Linked DNA regions of Homo sapiens: region 2 is linked to region 1. A link is a loop called in an ENCODE intact Hi-C map of the cell type or tissue named here. Cell type or tissue: OCI-LY7. All regions are shown on one strand. Each heading gives the region's core, and the rest is flanking DNA. Links, peaks and the distances in the headings are about the cores only.

Evidence for each region. A loop is a pair of places that touch in the nucleus more often than their neighbours do. Peaks named below come from ENCODE experiments on the same cell type or tissue, not always from the same donor. Only the 100,000 strongest peaks of a DNase experiment are listed, where the experiment ranks them.
Region 2: a loop joins it to region 1, with 5 times the contacts of the local background. A loop is called at or near these places in 74 of 110 quality-filtered maps.

What each region holds. Positions count from the first base shown.
Region 1 is chr4:102,621,027-102,629,708 of GRCh38, reverse strand. LOC105377347 (a long non-coding RNA gene) reads left to right here and starts at 8,607. Exons shown (of 2, transcript XR_007058205.1): 1 at 8,607-8,668. In OCI-LY7, for the core only: CTCF peaks have their summits at 3,734, 3,936 and 5,847 (motif pointing left); a DNase peak (open chromatin) is centred at 3,968.
Region 2 is chr4:103,086,241-103,094,922 of GRCh38, reverse strand. It overlaps BDH2 (3-hydroxybutyrate dehydrogenase 2), which reads left to right. Exons shown (of 10, transcript NM_020139.4): 4 at 2,227-2,323; 5 at 3,638-3,746; 6 at 8,383-8,443. Among named protein-coding and RNA genes, the nearest start is that of BDH2, 9.3 kb to the left of the region's middle. In OCI-LY7, for the core only: CTCF peaks have their summits at 2,892 and 3,101 (motif pointing right); a DNase peak (open chromatin) is centred at 3,112; H3K4me3 peaks cover 680 bases; H3K27ac peaks cover 544 bases.

The DNA.
Region 1 (8,682 bases), core at 1,540-6,539:
ATATCTAAACCATATCCTTAGTTGTGTGAACAATAGGATAAAAAGACCAGAACCAGGTCTTACTGTCATATGCTCTTGCAAAGCACATTCCAGAGAGAGTGGGATGAAGAGAGGTCAGTTCCCAGGATTATATCTTCCCATTTCAGAACAGAGAGAACAATAAAAATCATAATTTTCTCATTCACATTCACGATAACTCTTCTTATTCTCTTTTTTTCCTTACTTCACTTTTCATTGTGAGACATTTTCACACCATGAGAAGTCACTTGGAAAATAAATAGAAAGATTTTGTTCTCTGTTGGAATGAAGGTGAACTGGAGTGCAGGAGAAATAAAGATATGTTTCCCTAACATTCCTAAAGTGACAAAGACCTGAGATAGAAAGAATATTCTCTTGGGCTACCTCTGGCTCTCAGATATGAAACTTATTCCCCAGCTTGGTAAGATTTAGGGAGAAAAGCAGGTAGGCATTGTCTGTGTGGGAAATTCAAAGCATTTGAAAACATCCCCAGAGTCTGCCTTGACTGAATGCAATCTTATTAATTCAATAAGCACATGCAATTAAAAGGGTTATGCAGAAAAGACAGTAATATTTTCAAGTGAATGGGAGAATTCTTGTTTTCTAATTGATTTATCAGAGGCATGAACCAGAGTAGCATACAAAACCTTAAAATCACTGGCAAAACCGGTGTTGTCTTAAGACATGTTTATATTCTGCCCCTAGACACTGTTTAACTTAAGGATTTATTCATTCATTTATCAAGCATGTACTGCAGACCACTCTGGGCAGGTATTGTCCTTGTCACTGGGGGTATGGCAATGAAAAAGGCAGACAAGTCCTAGTTCTCATGGATCATTAAACCAGCGAACGAGGCAATTCCAGCTGGCGATAAGTCCTTAAGGTTAATGTGATGGCGACAGGGGAGCAATGTTAGATAAGGCACCATCTTGTTCAATACTTCAGGGAAGCTTTTTGGAAAGTATATGGTAAAAAATAAGTGAAAAAATTTCAGTTGAGAAATGAGTCTTTAAAGACCTTCATTGTAATTAATACATAAGGAAAGAAAAGCACAAAATCAGCTGGTTATGTAGTTGGGGCTCTGAGCCTGTGATCTACAAGCTGGGGGTGAACTAACCTGCCAAGACATCTTTAAGTCCTTGTGTGGGGCCAAACAGTGAATGAACTTAGCAAAGATAAGACCAATGCATCACTGTTTCGTGTTTTATAAATATCTCTCCTTATAAATATCTCTCCTTATTTCTGTAGACACGGGTTACTGAATCCTGCCATGAAAGAAAAGTTTGCTTAACCCCTTAGGTTGGTCTCTGTCTTTAAACAAGATTTATTGAGCTCCCCTGTGTGCCACATCATGCTATGCAGTGATCAAGTACACATGATTATAGTAACACCTAAGTTACCTACAACTCTCAGGAAATGAGACATTCTGGCTCACGAAAATTTCTGTTTGAGAACTAGCACTCATCCCTGCCTCATAATTTAGGTGGGAACAACCCCCTTGTTCTGATTCTGTTCCTGTTACTTTTTGTTGGTTTTGTAAAATTTATTGGACCACTGCCAGTAGTTGGAGCAGACAGTGTTGGCTGGCCACCTCACAGCCAGATCTTCCTCCTCTCTGCTAATAGAGGTGGCCATGTCCAGCCTCAGAGACTGAATCATAATTTGTTATTCTAATCCTAGTCTCCATTGCCAGTGATTGATGTAGGGTTAGGCCCATGACACATTTCAAGAATGAATCATAAGTTGATGTCTAATGTGGGGTTTCTGGGGGAAGGTTTCCCTGCCTGATAAGGGATAGACCTGAGGCAAAACCCTCTGCTGTTGGGTAAAATTGAGAAGCTATTTGAGGGCCTGACACTTGGAGCTGCTGCAGCCTTTTTTTGGTGATCTTAAAGAAACATATTTGACAGGGGGTGTCAGAGATGTTTAGCTGCTAAATTAACCCTGCAACCATCTAACTGTGGTCTTATTATAATGTGGTAAAAAATAAAGGCTTAATTGTTTAATCTTGTAGTCAGGTGTTCTGATTTTACAACCCAAAGCATCCTAATTGATACAGCAGTTAAAGGTGTGGGCGTTGAAATCGGACTTACTTGTGTTTCAGTCCCAGATCCACCAGTAGCAGGCTGTTCTTCATTGGATACAGGCTACTGAGTCTTTCTGTGCCTTAGTTTCTTTAAACATGGGAACAATAACAACAGTATCTGCTTCATAGGTTAATTGTGAGGTATAAAGGAGATAATGCACAGATTATTGATAGCACATGATAACTATCCACCAAATGTGAGCTATTACAATCATCATTGCCTCTGTGTGAAGCCATCAGAAGAAATCTAGGGAGGTGGGCAGAACTGAACGTGTGCAGGCATTGGGTGGTGGCTGTGAACAGCATCAGACAGGAGAGCTGGAGGTGTCGGGGGCAGCAGTGAGCCTGGGAGAGGAGCAGGTAGGACCTGGATCCCCCCGCACCCTGCCTTGTCATCCTGAAGATTTAGGTCATATTTGACCAGCAGGTCATGGTCTAGACTGTGTTTTAAAAAGTTGAATTACATGCTAACATTTAAAAAGGGAAAGATTCCATGTAAAATATCGATGTATCTATCGCTGATCTTGTAATGGTATTTTTTAAAGCCCTTATTTGTTTAGCCCACTTATAGTCAGGCATTCTCATTTTATCATTAAAAGCATCCTCGTGGATAAAGACATGGGTCTTTGAGGTCAAACATATCTGGGCCTTGGAGAGGGCAGTGTGGGCACCTGGGTGTCCTGTTGGGAGATGCGTCACCTACTTCCTTGTGCTGGGATGCTGCAGTGGCAGTGGTGCCTCTAGTGAGGAAGGCTGTTGGGGACATAATTTGCTGAAGTGGGCTGGGAGCGGTGACTCACGCCTGTAATCCCTGCACTTTGGGAGGCCGAGGCGGGTGGATCATCAGGTCAGGAGATCGAGACCATCCTGGCTAACAGGGTGAAACCTCGTCTCTACTAAAAATACAAAAAATTAGCCGTGCGTGGTGGCGGGCTCCTGTAGTCCCAGCTACTCGGGAGGCTGAGGCAGGAGAATGGCGTGAACCCGGGAGGCGGAGCTTGCAATGAGCCGAGATGGCGCCACTGCACTCCAGCCTGGGCGACAGAGCGAGACTCCATCTCAAAAAAAAAAAAAAAATTGCCAAAGTGGGTGAAGGAAGGGCCCCTGCTCTTTTACAATGAGCTCTCAAGCCAAAGTGGGTGACTGGCATGCTTCCCTACCCATATTTTTGGTATTGGAATGAAAAGATTTTTAACTAGTCAACTTACAAACATGAATGAAATTTTGCCTTGTCAAAGATCCAAATTGTGTGTGCATGCACGTGCGTGTGTAAGTGTGAAGACTGCATGTGGTGCAAGGGCTATGGGCTCATGCTCTGATACTGAACCTCCCGGTACTGGCCTTGGACCAATCACTTAACCTCTAAGCCTCAGTTTCCTTATCTTGAAGTTGAGATTAATGGTAATAACTATCTCACAGTGTTCCTGTGAGGATTAAATAAAATAAAGATATAAATGTAGTAAATGCAATAAATGTTGGTTTATCAATATCATCCCTCAAAGGATAAGGCTGGTGGTGGCTGAAGTGTTCAGGCCTAAGAATCTTTGATTCCGCTTGCTAAAAGGAAAGAGCAACTTAAGCCTTCTGTACTGAGGGAAAATAATCAACAGGCTTCATGAACTGAGTTGAAGGAGAAAAATCCAGGCAGAAAGCTGAAGAAATTTCTAATTCCTTTTTTTTGGTAAGGTTTTTCCAATTTTACAGAAGCAATAAAATAAAATAAAATAAAATAAAATAAAATAAAATAAAATAAAATAAAATAAAATTGAGTAGCAATAGGCAAGCCAGCTGTTGGATGATTGTGCAAAGTTCTGCTTCTTCCAGCAGAGGCCTCTTGTGCTCAGGAAATGAGGCTAGTGGTGTGCAGAAGGGACTGCCCTGGGCCAGGGTGCTGGCTTCCTGGAGGCTTCCCCAGAGTACAGGGCATTTGCTGCCTTCAGCGAGGCGAGGGGAGCCTAAGGAAACACTTGCAGGGCTGCTCCCCAAACCCCTCACCTTCTGGGCTTCAGGGAGTTGGATGCCAGTGCCCCAGAGGAATGCATGAATGTGAAAGTACCTTAAAGAAGGAAATAAAGAGAAAGAAAAGAAGGGAGGGATGAAGGGGGAAAGAGGTGGGAGAAAGAGAAAAAGAGAAAGAGAAAAAGAAAGAGAAAGAGAAGAGTTGAGAGAAAGAGACTAGGAGAGAAAGAGAAAGGAAAAAGGAAGGGAGAGAAGAAGAATGAGAGAGAAAAGGAAAGAAATGGTGAGAGAGAAAGAGAAAGGAAGAGAGAGAGAAAAGAGAGAAAGAGAAAGCGGAGGGGAGAGAGAAAAGTAGAAGGGAGAGAAAGGAAGACAATGAGAAAAGGAGAGAAAGGAAAGGAGAGAGAAGAGATAGACACAGGGAGAGAGAAAGGGAGAAAGAGGAAGGAGGGAGGTGAGGAGGAAGGGTGGAAGGAGAAAGAAGGAACCCAAAGGGCGTCTCTGTTTGCTGAGCTCTGGTTTCTTCCATGGATCCAGGGCTAATAAAGGCTGAGCACCAGCATAGCTGGATCACAAGGTTCAGATCCACAGAGCAAATTTGTCTACTTTCTGCCTGTCTTTTGGTTACAGACAGGTCCCAGACTTAACAATGGTTTGACTTACGATTTTATGACTTTTTGACTTTATGATGGGTTTATCAAGGTATTAAGTGCACTTTTGACTTATAATGGGTTTATCAGGACATAACCCCATTGTAAGTGGAGAAGCATGTGTATTTCATTTCCATCCACTGTTGCTACCTTGGCAAAAGTGTGGCATATAAATGCTTTTTAATTCAAATTTACTTACTATGGATCTATGAAAACTTGGTACCAAGCCTCCTGAATAGATGATTGACAGAGGAGAAGTCAGATGAGCTATTTAAAGGCTTAGTAACAAAACAATCAGGAAAGGGCCAAAACTGTGAGCTATGGGCGTGATTTGGGGAAAGGAATTACATTCTGCTGGTGGAGGGACCAAAATCGTCCTTGGCCCACACGCTGTGTGCATATGTTGCTCATCATTCAAGATGTGCATTTGGCTAGGCAGTAAAGGAAGGCGGGGCCAAATGGTGGCTTTGACCTTCCCAGATCAAAACTGGGATGGAGAAGAATGCTAAGGACTGCTTGCATCAATCAGGCCTGAGAGGTTTGCTCATCTGTGAGCATATATGCACTTCCTGAGCATATATGGTCTCCATATACTGGGGAGGTAAAATTCCCCCTGCTACTGTGGTCGCTGGCAGCAGTGGTGGAGGGGCAGGAGCTTCAGGACCTAAAGGAAGAGAACAAGAATGTTGCTTTTTGGCAGCCCTGCTCCTGTAGCAGGACCTGTCTGTGGGATTACGATGGGTCTTTACGGGGATGTCATTTCTGATCCCTTTGGCCTCCCTAGGCCAGGCTTTGCTTCAGCTGGGAGGCAGGATTCTGCATTAATGTGGGTGGCCCATGGATAGCTTTTTGGGGGTCCTGGCTTGAATTGTTGAGGGAAGGTGAAGGGACACAAAGAAGTGGCAGAAAGAAGCAAGTGGTGGAGAAAAAAAGCTTCTGAGGGCCCCAAAGCAAAAGGAGTGGGGCTGGAAGGAGTGGGTAGGAGGAAGAAAGTCAGCATGGACTCAAGGCCTCTTCCTGGGCCTGTTCTTGGGGACCGGTGCCAAGCATCATGTGTGCTGGAGCTGAGTTCATTTGTTGAGGGAATGCTGGCTTCCTGCTGTTTGGCCACCCTTGGATAATACTTCAGAGCCCCCTGTTGGCAAGCTTCTTCCCTTTCCTGGGCATGACCCACCCCTTTGAAACAGTTGTGTGTTCCGTGACGCACTGCTGCAGCGTGAAGCCAAGGAGCACAGTATGGGGATTGAAGACTGAGTCCCGGCCCAGCCTTTGCTCTTTACATTAGACCAGGGGCCTTCCAGCACATCAGCAACTCTGTCCTGTGGACAATGGCAGGAATTCAAACCCCTCCCTGTTCACCTCTCAGGCTGCTATGACAGTCAGTACTTGAAAATATTTTCTAAATGAAAACATTTACATTTAAAGTTTTTTATTTTGCGAATTTTTTTCAAAATTACAGAAAAAAATTATTTCAAAAGACTTTTGAACATTTGCATTTGAATAAGGTGATAAAAAGGGATGCTGGAAATGTAAAAAAAAAAAAAACCCACGACATGAAGTTTTTCATTCAATTTTTTAAAGCCAAAAAATAAGTTGTGCATTATTGCTTTAGGAAAAGGAAAAAGGGAACTGCGAAACAGTTTTGAAATGAAGAAAATATCGATCTCTTTTCGCCAGGGAACAGACCTAGTAACCTGGTTGTCTGCTACTGGGCATCGACTTACAGCCTTCCCTGATCTGATGTGTCCCCAACATAGTCCTCAGGGTTCCATCTCACTATCTTCATCACCAGCTCTGCTTCCTGGATCCCAAGAAGGAATCCTGGGAGAAAAGTTTTCAAGAATTTGTTTCATCTGCTATCCTTCTGGCCTGAAGAGAATATTATTTCCACAAGAACCAATTTCTGCTCCTTTCCAATTTATCTGAGAAAATGGGAGCCAAGGTCTTTCCAGCTTTCTGCAGAACACAACTAAGATAAACTTGCTTGTCCCTTTCTTTTGGGTAGGATCTTAAAGGGCCAGGGCCTCTTGAACGCTAACTGTGGTGTCTACAAGCCCAGGACTTCTTGTGCAGCGTTTAAGGAACTACGGAGCATAGAGGTTGGAGAGCAGAGATCTCTGTGAATCAGTGCGAGGGCAACAAGATATAGCTGCTATACCTCTTCCCCAGCCTACCTGCCCTCATATCCTTGATCATCTCTGAGGATTTCCTTAAGAAAAACTGTGACTTTGTGCTTACAATGCAATCTTCATGCTTAATCCTACGAAATGATCTTGCCTTTAGTGATGGCCATTTACCATGATTGCAGGTGACTTTCAGAGTGAATATCTGCATACAAGTTGCAACTAGAAAGAACCTTATGGCTCAGCCTCCCTCAGTGAAGGGATTATTACCTGTGCCAAAGGCTGTGACCTGTTCCAAAATCAACAGCTCTCTTAATACTGGGAACAGAAGTAGACCACCCTTCTATCTTCACTGCTCTTAGTGTGACCAAGGGACTGAAGTTTTTCTCCAGCACAACATGAGAGGAGGTGACACATTCAAAACTCCCTCACATACTTCTCTCAACATTTTTCTCCTGGCTGACTGGGGCTATCGCCCCTAGCAAGACCTTAGGAGCCAAGCGTTGGAGGAAGAATGACTGTCAGCCTGGATCCATGTGTGGCTAAGTGGAAGAGAGACACTACTCACCCCTGACCCTGCTGCAGTGTTGTTACTGGAGTCAAGTGATCCTGCAGTCATGCCTCTCATGTGTCTCAGTTTCCCCATGACCACCCATTGTAGTGCCTGGCAAGCAACAGATGCCCAAGAAATCTTGATTGAACACATATCTTTATTCTTTGAAGACTCTTGTGATAGTTCAATGAAATAATCACTTTGGAAAGAGGTATCAACGTGGAAAAGCTAGTTGACAGAAGTAAGATGATGCTATCTCAGCCCCTTCCTCCCTTTCATCTTAAGAAGCTTGAACAACTTGTGGAACTATTCATTTGTCCAGGGTAACAGAAAAAGGCTATTGTGGACATAATGAAATCCATGGTAATTGAAGGAGATCCATTTAATTTCAAGCCTCTCCTCAGTGTCTCCCCCAATTCCAAAACCAAATGACAAACCTGGAAAACCAATGGACAGGAACTTGTAGTCTCTAGGATTGGTATTTACATGAAGCAGCCAGCCACAGTGAGGCCAATGGAGAAGAGACACTCTCACTTTGTAGGCATTCAGAAAAACTTGGATAGTTTAGGAAGGTGATCTTTAAGATCTTAACCAACCCCAAGTTCTGTGATCTTCAAGAAAATAAACAGAATTTTAGTTTCATCCTCTTTTGACTCCTGTGCCTCCCATGTCCATTCCCTGGGGAAGCACAAGTCAGAAACAGAATTTCCCCCAAAAGCACAAAATAGGAGGCTGAAAGAAATGCAATAACTTCCAGTCAATGAATAATTCATATTTAAGGCATCCTTGCCTTTTATTAGGGGGAAAATCAAGTCTCCAAGCAATATGTCCTCTTAGTTATACTTTGGGTTCATTTTGCATTTTGGTTGGGTACGTGACGACTCCATCATCTTTGTACAGGACTGTATGCATTTTTCTTTCTCTTTTAAATAAAGCATGTTTTTGTCAAAGGACTGCAAACCTCACTAAAGAATAGTCTTTGGAATCAGATGGGCCGGCATTTGAATCTGGGGCGAGTTATTTAATAACTTCAGATCATTCATTTCCTTTTTATAAACTGGGGTTAAATATATACCTAATAGGGGTGTCTTGAGAATTATCATTAGAAATTATTAATCCAAAAGGGCTGGCATGTAATAAATGCTCCATGCTGGCTGGATCTTTCCCCTCCTCCTTTTTTCCTGTTAAAATGTACAAAGTCCAGTTTGTGCAGCTGCATTCCATAGTGGTGACCAGGAACGTCTGTGCCACATTCAGCTACTTCAGAAGACGCAGATAGGTAAATGAGCAGCA
Region 2 (8,682 bases), core at 343-5,342, 470 kb before region 1:
TAGTTGTTAGGTTAACTTTTCATGACAGCTTTTCACTTCTGTGCCCTCCTCCTCTAGGATAGCCCTGTCCAATAGTAACATGTTGTGAGCTGCCTGTGTAATTTTAAATTTTCTAGTATCCACATTAAAAAAGTAAAAAGAATCAAGTGAAAATTAATTTAATAATATATTTTCTTTTATCCAATATATCTAAAATATAATCTCAACATGCACTCAAGTTAAAAAATTAATATTTTAATTTTTTCTTACTAAATTTTTTATTTAAATTATTAGAAGTTTCTTACAAACTTCAAACATTAATTTTCTCCTCTTTGCAGCTTTTCTCTTAATTTTCTCTTCTTTGAGGTATAATTGAGAAATAAAAATTGCATATATTCAAGATGTTCAACATGATGTTTTCATATATGTTGTAAAATACCTTGTGAAATGATTATCACAGTCAAGCTAATTAACATATCCATTACCTCATTTAGTTACCTCTGTGTGTATGTATGTGTGTGCTAAGAATACCTAGGATCTACCCTCTTAGCAAATTTCAAGTATACAATACATTATTAATAACTATAGTCACTGTACTGTATATTAAGTCTTATAACTGCAAGAGTGTACCCTTTGACCAACGTCTCAATATTTTCATACTAAATCTTTAAAATTCATGTGTATTTTACACTTGCAGCACATTTCATTTCAGACTAGCTGCATTTCAGGTGCTCAGTAGCCACATGTGGCTGGAGACAGCTTAGCTCTAAAATCACACATCATCATGAGAAACCCTAAGAGAGTACCCAGATTATTAGGTGTGTACCACCACTTCTTCACCCCACTGAACCAAACTCCAACACCAAAGGATTTTAATTGCAGTTTACCCAAAGAAATCAGAACAGAGAACCTATATGAAAGGTAACCCTTACAGCAAAATAGAACAGGTTACATAATCAAACAGCAATTAGTTCCTTGAATTAGTTAATTGAATTGGAATATGTTGAATTATAATTCAAACAAGTCAAAGTAAAGCTGCTGCACTGGGGAAGCACAAAGATAAGGAAATGTTTCTGAAACAAAATTTCAAGTCTTCCCTTTCTTTATGAATCTTTTATTTCTATATTCCCCCAAAATAAACCATATACATATTATTTATAATATATTATAAATTATAAAATATAATACACATTATAGATAATTATATATTATATGTATTATACATATATTATTATATATTATACATATACATATTAATACATTGTATATATTATAAATTATATTACTATATATTATATGTATTATTCATATATTATTATATATTATATGTATACATATTAATACATTGTATATATTATAAATTATATTACTATATGTTATAATATATATTATGCACATTATAAATAATATGTGTATATATTTATAATGATGACTGCTGCTTTTGTTAGACACTGTTTGGAGTTTCTCAGCAACTAGTGCAGTGTGTATCTCTCAGGTGCCCGCCATGCCAGATCTCTCATGTCTAGCCTTCAAGGGTGTCATCCCTTCTTCTGACCCTCTCATTTCTTCTCCTTGCAGTTTAGTCCAGAAATACATGTATTTGACTGGATACCCTTGACTAACAGAGTCATTTCTAATAAATAATGGAAATGACATAAAGGGGAAGCTCACAAATAGAAACAGTCTCTTATTCCAGAACACTTGCTCTTCTCCACCCCTCACTCAGACAAAATTCTGATTACTGTATAGGTACCAGCAACCCAGTCTCTGGCAGGGGAAGGATAGGGGAAGGACATCTTGAATATATGCAATTTTTATTTCTCAATTATACCTCAAAGAAGAGAAAATTAAGAGAAAAGCTGCAAAGAGGAGAAAATTAATGTTTGAAGTTTGTAAGAACTTCAAATGAGCCCATTTTCAGTTATTACTGCTGGCTTACTGAGAAACATCTAATGTACACCAGTCATTCTTTACTATAAAGCCATTGCTCAGAAAGGACCCTTATTATTCAACTTGGAAAATGGACAGAGAGGAAGGAAGAGGGACGGATGGGTTATTGGAGGAGTCAAGATGGACTTTAAGTTTACTAATGAGACTCTGAAGATTCTTAAGACCCTAGTAAGAAGGTCAGCAATCTATGAAGCCTAGCTGGATAGATGTTGCAATCTTCACACTTCACACTTCAAAACAGCTAAACCTTCAAGGCTAAACATTTTTAGGAATAGTGCCTCTTGTTTTATTTTTCAGGTATTCAAACTCGTGTCCTTGATGTCACAAAGAAGAAACAAATTGATCAGTTTGCCAATGAAGTTGAGAGACTTGATGTTCTCTTTAATGTTGCTGGGTAATTCATAACTTTTTAGTTTCACTTTCCTTACAGAAAGTTTTCTATGACTTTCATTCAAAGAATTTTCATAATGTGGCAAAATCATTCATTGTGAACCATGACATATTCCTTGGGAAATATGGCTAGATTTTACACAGCATTTTCATTACACATAAAATTCAGCAGGTAAGACAGCCTTAGAGTTTGACATGATCTGGGGCAAATGAGGTCTACTCAAGACAGATGGTACTGATACAAAGCTGTATTATGTGTTACAATGTATGGAAGTTAAATTAAAGCAATAATTTCTGATCATCTATTTTATAAATAGTCTTCCATCCTCATGTAAGAATACACCCAGAAACATGAAACAAATAGTTAGCAAAGTTAGTTTCTGAGCATCTATTAAATTTTCAGCCATGTAGGGGATGTAGAAATAATCATGTGGTTCCTGCTGTCATGAAACTGACATTCTGACTGAAATAGCAGAGCTTTGGTACATGGAAGTCACAGCCAACAATATTTTATAATGAATTACATAATTTGGGTCCAGAGGACCAAATCAGTAAGGGTTCCAGTGTTTTGGAAGCTTCCCTCAGAAAACGTAACTTGAAAAATAGTGAAAGCTACTTTACGGGTTTGTTTTGTTCTGCCTTAACGTCTCTCTTACAACAAACTAACATCTCTCAGTATGTTAGAACACTAGCAGTATCACTTTGCTGCTCTGAGATGTTCAGACACTTGTTTTCCTTGCAATTTTGATTTCCCTTGAGAATTCTAAATCTGTGCCACCTGAGGGCACTGTTGCTCTTGAAATAGGAATCACATAGGCAAATAGGGCAGATGTTTTTTCTCTCTCTCTTTTTTTTTTCTGAAACAGGGTTTGTCTTGGTTCCCCAGGCTAGAGGGCAGTGGAATGATCATAGCTCACTGCATCCTAAAACTCCTGGGCTCAAGTGGTCCTCTTGCCTCAGCCTTCAAAGTAGCTGAGGCTGCAGGTGTGTGCTACCATGCCTAGCCCTGTTCGCCTTTATTTGTTGTTTGTTTTTAATGGCATTGATGTTTCCAGCACAATTAATATAAAGCTTCTTATGTTCGGTGACCATACTTTTGTTTGGAAAACAAGGATCTTGTTTTCAGATGACATTTCTAGCTTAAGTTGTTGGGATTCTTACTAATATAATATACTAAGTGATACTATGAATTGTTTAAAGTCTTGATAAGGGAAAGAGACAGTGGTCTAAGTCACTAAGTGACAATAAAAATAATCAGCAGATGGAATAGAAAAATTTTAATGGCAGTTATTCTTCCATTGTTTAATCACTCTTCTAGTTTTGTCCATCATGGAACTGTCCTGGATTGTGAGGAGAAAGACTGGGACTTCTCGATGAATCTCAATGTGCGCAGCATGTACCTGATGATCAAGGCATTCCTTCCTAAAGTAAGACCACCACCACCACCACCAGGATAAGCACCACATTAGGTCTCTGTACTGGGCACACAGAAGGGATTCCCACATGTGCTGAAGAGTGATAATAACTAACACAATGATTAACTTGCATTGAACATTTATATCAAGGCATTTCACATAAATTAATCTATTTAACCTTCCAGCTCATCCACTCAAGGAATATTTATTAAGCACTTTCCACATGCCAGGCTCCATTCTAGGCACAGAAGACACATAAGTGAACTAAACAAAGTGCCTTCTATAAGGCAGGTTCCATTATTGGGGGTGAGATGGGACAATTAGTAATCAAATAGACATAGAATATGTGGCGTGGTTTTAAATATAATGAAGAGAAAGAAGCTAGGATATCAATGCGGCCCCTCTGGACTCCACCGCAAAGGTGAAACTGGCATAGCAGTCCAAGAAGTGAGACAGCTGATCATTCAGGTACCTTGGGAGATGATTCCAGGCAGAGGTAACAGCAGGGAGGCACACGAGACTGGAATGATCGTATGAGGTAGATACTATTATCTCATCCATTGTTCAGAAGATGAAACTGAGAGTTCAGACAACTTGCTCAAGGTCACCCAACTAGCACATGGTTAGAACCAAGATTTGAAGCCTGGACGTTGAGCCCCTTCGTGAATTTCAGTCTAGGCTCACACTCTCAAGAGGGATGTACCCCATTGCTTTTCTCTGCCCTGAAGCTTCTCCCTTCGCTCTTGTTTTGATCTGAACCACAGTGGTACTGGGCAGGTGAGAGACAGTGTGTGCTCAAGACAGCATTCCTCCTTGAATTCTCAAGCCTTCACACAACGCATCAATGTTTAAAATTTTATTTTATAAACTAGCATTAAGTACCTCTTGGTATAAATCACTATATAAAGTGTTCTAGGGGAGTATAAACATGAGCAGCGTACATCCCTGATTTCAAATGAGCTTATAAACCAGTAGTAGCAGACAGTGCAGGCTGAGACAATGAAAGGGGTTGACTGGGTACAGAGCCAGCTCAACTCAAGGTTGTAAATTGAACCTAGTGAAATGCAGAAGAACAACTTTTCCCTTCCATCCCAGCTGGATTTGATGTCCTGTCCATGTCTGGGCAGGAGAAGAGCTTTGTTAATGGCACAGCAGGGCTGATATTCTACTCTGAATATTCAACCTAATGTTAAGAAGGTTCCAGATGAACATTAACAGGAAAATTAGAGAAACTGACTTAGTAATGAAGGGACTTTGAAAAATCTACTTGTTTAGTGCTTAGAAGGGATTTTTGGGTGGGTCCACAGAATGTTGAACTAGCAAATTTTTATAACAAATTGTTTTTTTTAATGTAAGTTGATTTTTTAGCCTATTTGGAGTTTATGAGAAACTATAGTATTTGGAACACGAATGTATTTTTGAAGACAGATCCTTTGCATAGGTTACAGGGGTAGAGCAGAGACTGTGGTATAGGAGGAAAGCTTAGGTCATCGTGGGTAAGACTGTTGCACATGCATGAGACTCATTTGCAAAACCAGGCTCTAAAATGCTTTACAAATTTTAGTAAAGGAAGTAGGTGTGGAGTACAGTGGAGCTGAAATGTAAACTTGTGTTAATTTTTAAAATATACAAACATTAACTTGCAAACTAGTGAGTTTGCTTGTGATTTACAATATCTTAACAATTATCCATGTGGGCCAAAAACACAGATTTGTTTAAAAAAAAATCCCAAGAGATGTTAATGGCAGGAATATGGTATTAGTGCCTCTTGTTTAAAGTGACCTTGACAAAATCGAATCCTGGTCTTGGACTCTATCATCAGAAGTCCTTAGGTGCAGTCTGCGCCCTGCCCCTAATTGGCCATGTGCCATAGAGATGGCACTTGTACCCTCTCAGTACATATTTCTTTTAGCTAAAAAATGAGGATGATAGGTTACACAATCACTTCCAGCCATAATTATCTATGATCCTCTGTATCATTAACTATGACACACATATCCCATGTTAGAACTTTCCAGGGGAAGCTAGGATTTGGAGTCTAGGCAGCTCTGGAAGGTCAGCTGGTCAGAACATAGGAACACTCATAGGAAATTTTTATTCATGGATAGATACACAGGAAAGCATTCCAAGACTGGAAGATCAGTCAAAAGGCAGAGAACAAGTTGAAAATACTTTAAGAAGAGGTCAATGCAGAATCCAGGCTCCACCAGAAGAGAAGATCCATTAGGGCAAAGATTTGGGGATATCTTTGTTATTTGGGTTGGTTTGTTTGCTTGCTTTTTTCCCCCACCTTGCTGTGTCTTAGAAGAGTCTTCAGCGTATAGAGGTGCTCCACAAACATTTGTCAAATAAATAAATGAATCAAGGTTGTTAGTCCAGCAGGAACCACTGGAGACCCAAGTGGCCAGGTTCCACCAGGGTTAGGGGCTGAGCTCTGGCCAATGGAGACAGAAGGGCTGGGTCAGAGTAAGACTAACTAGATACAGCTCCAGGGACTCTTAAGGGGTATTTCTAGCCCCTACCTAAGCTTCTGGGAGGTCAATCCTAGATAGCAGTACTATGTACCAGGCACTTGACTTTATAGTCATGCCTGCCAGAGAAGGCTATTGCATGGGGAGCCAGGGAGAGCCTGACACCATGACGACAGCTCCTGACCTGGACTGGGAAGGCAGCATGGGAACAGGTACTGACTAGGGGCTCTAGAAGCAGCAGAGGGACCTCGGTTGAACTTGGTTGAATGGATAGTGCAAGTGTTAGGGGGCAGCACTAATGTAATGTCTCTTAGGTGGCTTTATTCTAAGGTTTTGCCTGAGATAATATTGCATTTCTAGAGAGGACTAGAGATTGAACCTACATAATAACCCATCTTTATGTATTAAATTGGGGTATATGTATTCTATATGTATTTTAAATGGGGAATGCTATTTGCTAAATTGGATAAGAAAGAACAATTTTAAGGCTTACTTTTCAACACCATTACACTTGACCAACATTCTTGACACTTTTTATGAGAACCCCATTTCATTATGATCCTCTTTATTATATAAAACACACAATTAAGTTAAACATTATTTTTTCCCCTGCTGTCTTCCTTAGCTTGGTTGGGTTACAGTCAGCCTCTCCTTGTATCCACTTACTCCATTCAGCATAGTGCCTTGGGGTTAGTTTAGATTCTGTTTTTAGGGGCAATTAGTAGCTAAATCTCAGAACAAAGTCAGAAGAATATCCTAAGAAATCAATCATCTTGGCCACACCAATCCTGGATCCATTCAATTATTTACTTTTTCCTTTCCTACACCTCTTTTTCTAAAAGCTGCTAAAGAAACTCGTCCCAACAGAAGTCATTTTTTTTCTCTGGCCCTTTACACTGCCTATTGAGACTTCTATGTACATGTTATAATTAGTAAAGTTTGAAAACATTTTTAAATTCATAGCAGTTTTCTTTATTATATATTTATTTAGCTATAGGACAGGGCCCAGCAATCTGTGTTTTAAACTAGCACCTCAGGAGATTCTGATTCATCAACATTTATTGACTGCCTACTGTGTACACTGTCTAGGAGGACAAAACAGCCAAAGACCCTCATCTTAATAAATTCACACTTTAGTGGGGGAATTCTGAAGAAGGTGTTCTTAGGAAACACTGCCCTAAATTGGTGAGGCCCACCATCCCTGCAGCAACCATCTACAAGGTCCTGCCCATCCTGCCTCAGCCCTCTCCTCCTCAGCTACCCATAGACATTTCTGCAGCTCCACCTTTATCACTCTTTCCTGAAGCCTGCATCAGCTTCCACTAGTCTCTGGGCACCACAGTAATCCTTGCAATCCCCAAGTCTGAACATGCCACTTCTCTGCTTTAAACCCTTCAGTGTCACTGCATCACCTTCAGGGTAAAACCCAGGTTCTAAATTCAGCCCTTGTTGACCTCTGCAGCCTCATTGCTTCCACACCCTGCATTCCAGCCAGACCCAGCCCCTCCTCCCAGTTCCCGATGGAACCTTTATACCTGTGTACCCACTCCTCAAAACATCCTTTTCTTTTATTTTTCTGACTAATACTCTAGTGTTCAAAATTCAGCCCATATCCTTCCTTCTCAGGAGGTCCCCTCTGAGTGTCGCCCAGCCTGAATTGCTCCCTTTCTGCCCTCACCCTGCTGTTAGATCTCTGTGGAGGTCTCTGCTGTGGCTGGATGTGGATTATGTGAGCCACTCTAACCAGACTGGTTGCCTCCTGTAGGCAGTAATCTCCTGGACCTAGCACAATACCTGGCCTCAGTAGGTATTCAAAAATTATGTGTTGAATGGAGTAAGTTTCCCAACATCAGTAACACACAATAACAACATTTATTCACATTTCATTTAAGTCAGCATTCACTCGTAGTCTTGCTGACATTCTTGTACCATGGGAAGGTGGTAATCCCCCTGGGAAATGCCAGTGAGTGCAGTCACATTGCCATCATTTCCCAGCAATAGTTGATGAGGTGTTTTGGGTTCACTGTTAAGACTGCTTAATAGTGCTTAATGTGACTAGCTAATACAGTAATTAAATTCATTCTGCAAACCCTAAGAAAATGCAAATCTTTTTAAAAGGTAGTATTTTAGCCCACAAAGTGGATTTTTTTTTTTTTGTATTTGTTTTGTTTTGGCAGATGCTTGCTCAGAAATCTGGCAATATTATCAACATGTCTTCTGTGGCTTCCAGCGTCAAAGGTGGGTCTGTCTCCTTCCGAGGACTGCGATGCTCATACACGCACATCATTAAGAGCTCTGCGTTTGGGAACAGGCATAGCAGAGATTATAATTTCAAGTATTGAAATGATTTCAAAACTGCTTTTTTCAAAATTGGTATTAAGTTCCTTAACCACAGATCTTTTGCTCTCGATGTGAGCCAGTGGTAAAATTAAATTAAAATGTGGGGTATTTTTGCCCTCCCTTTTATTCTTTCTAAT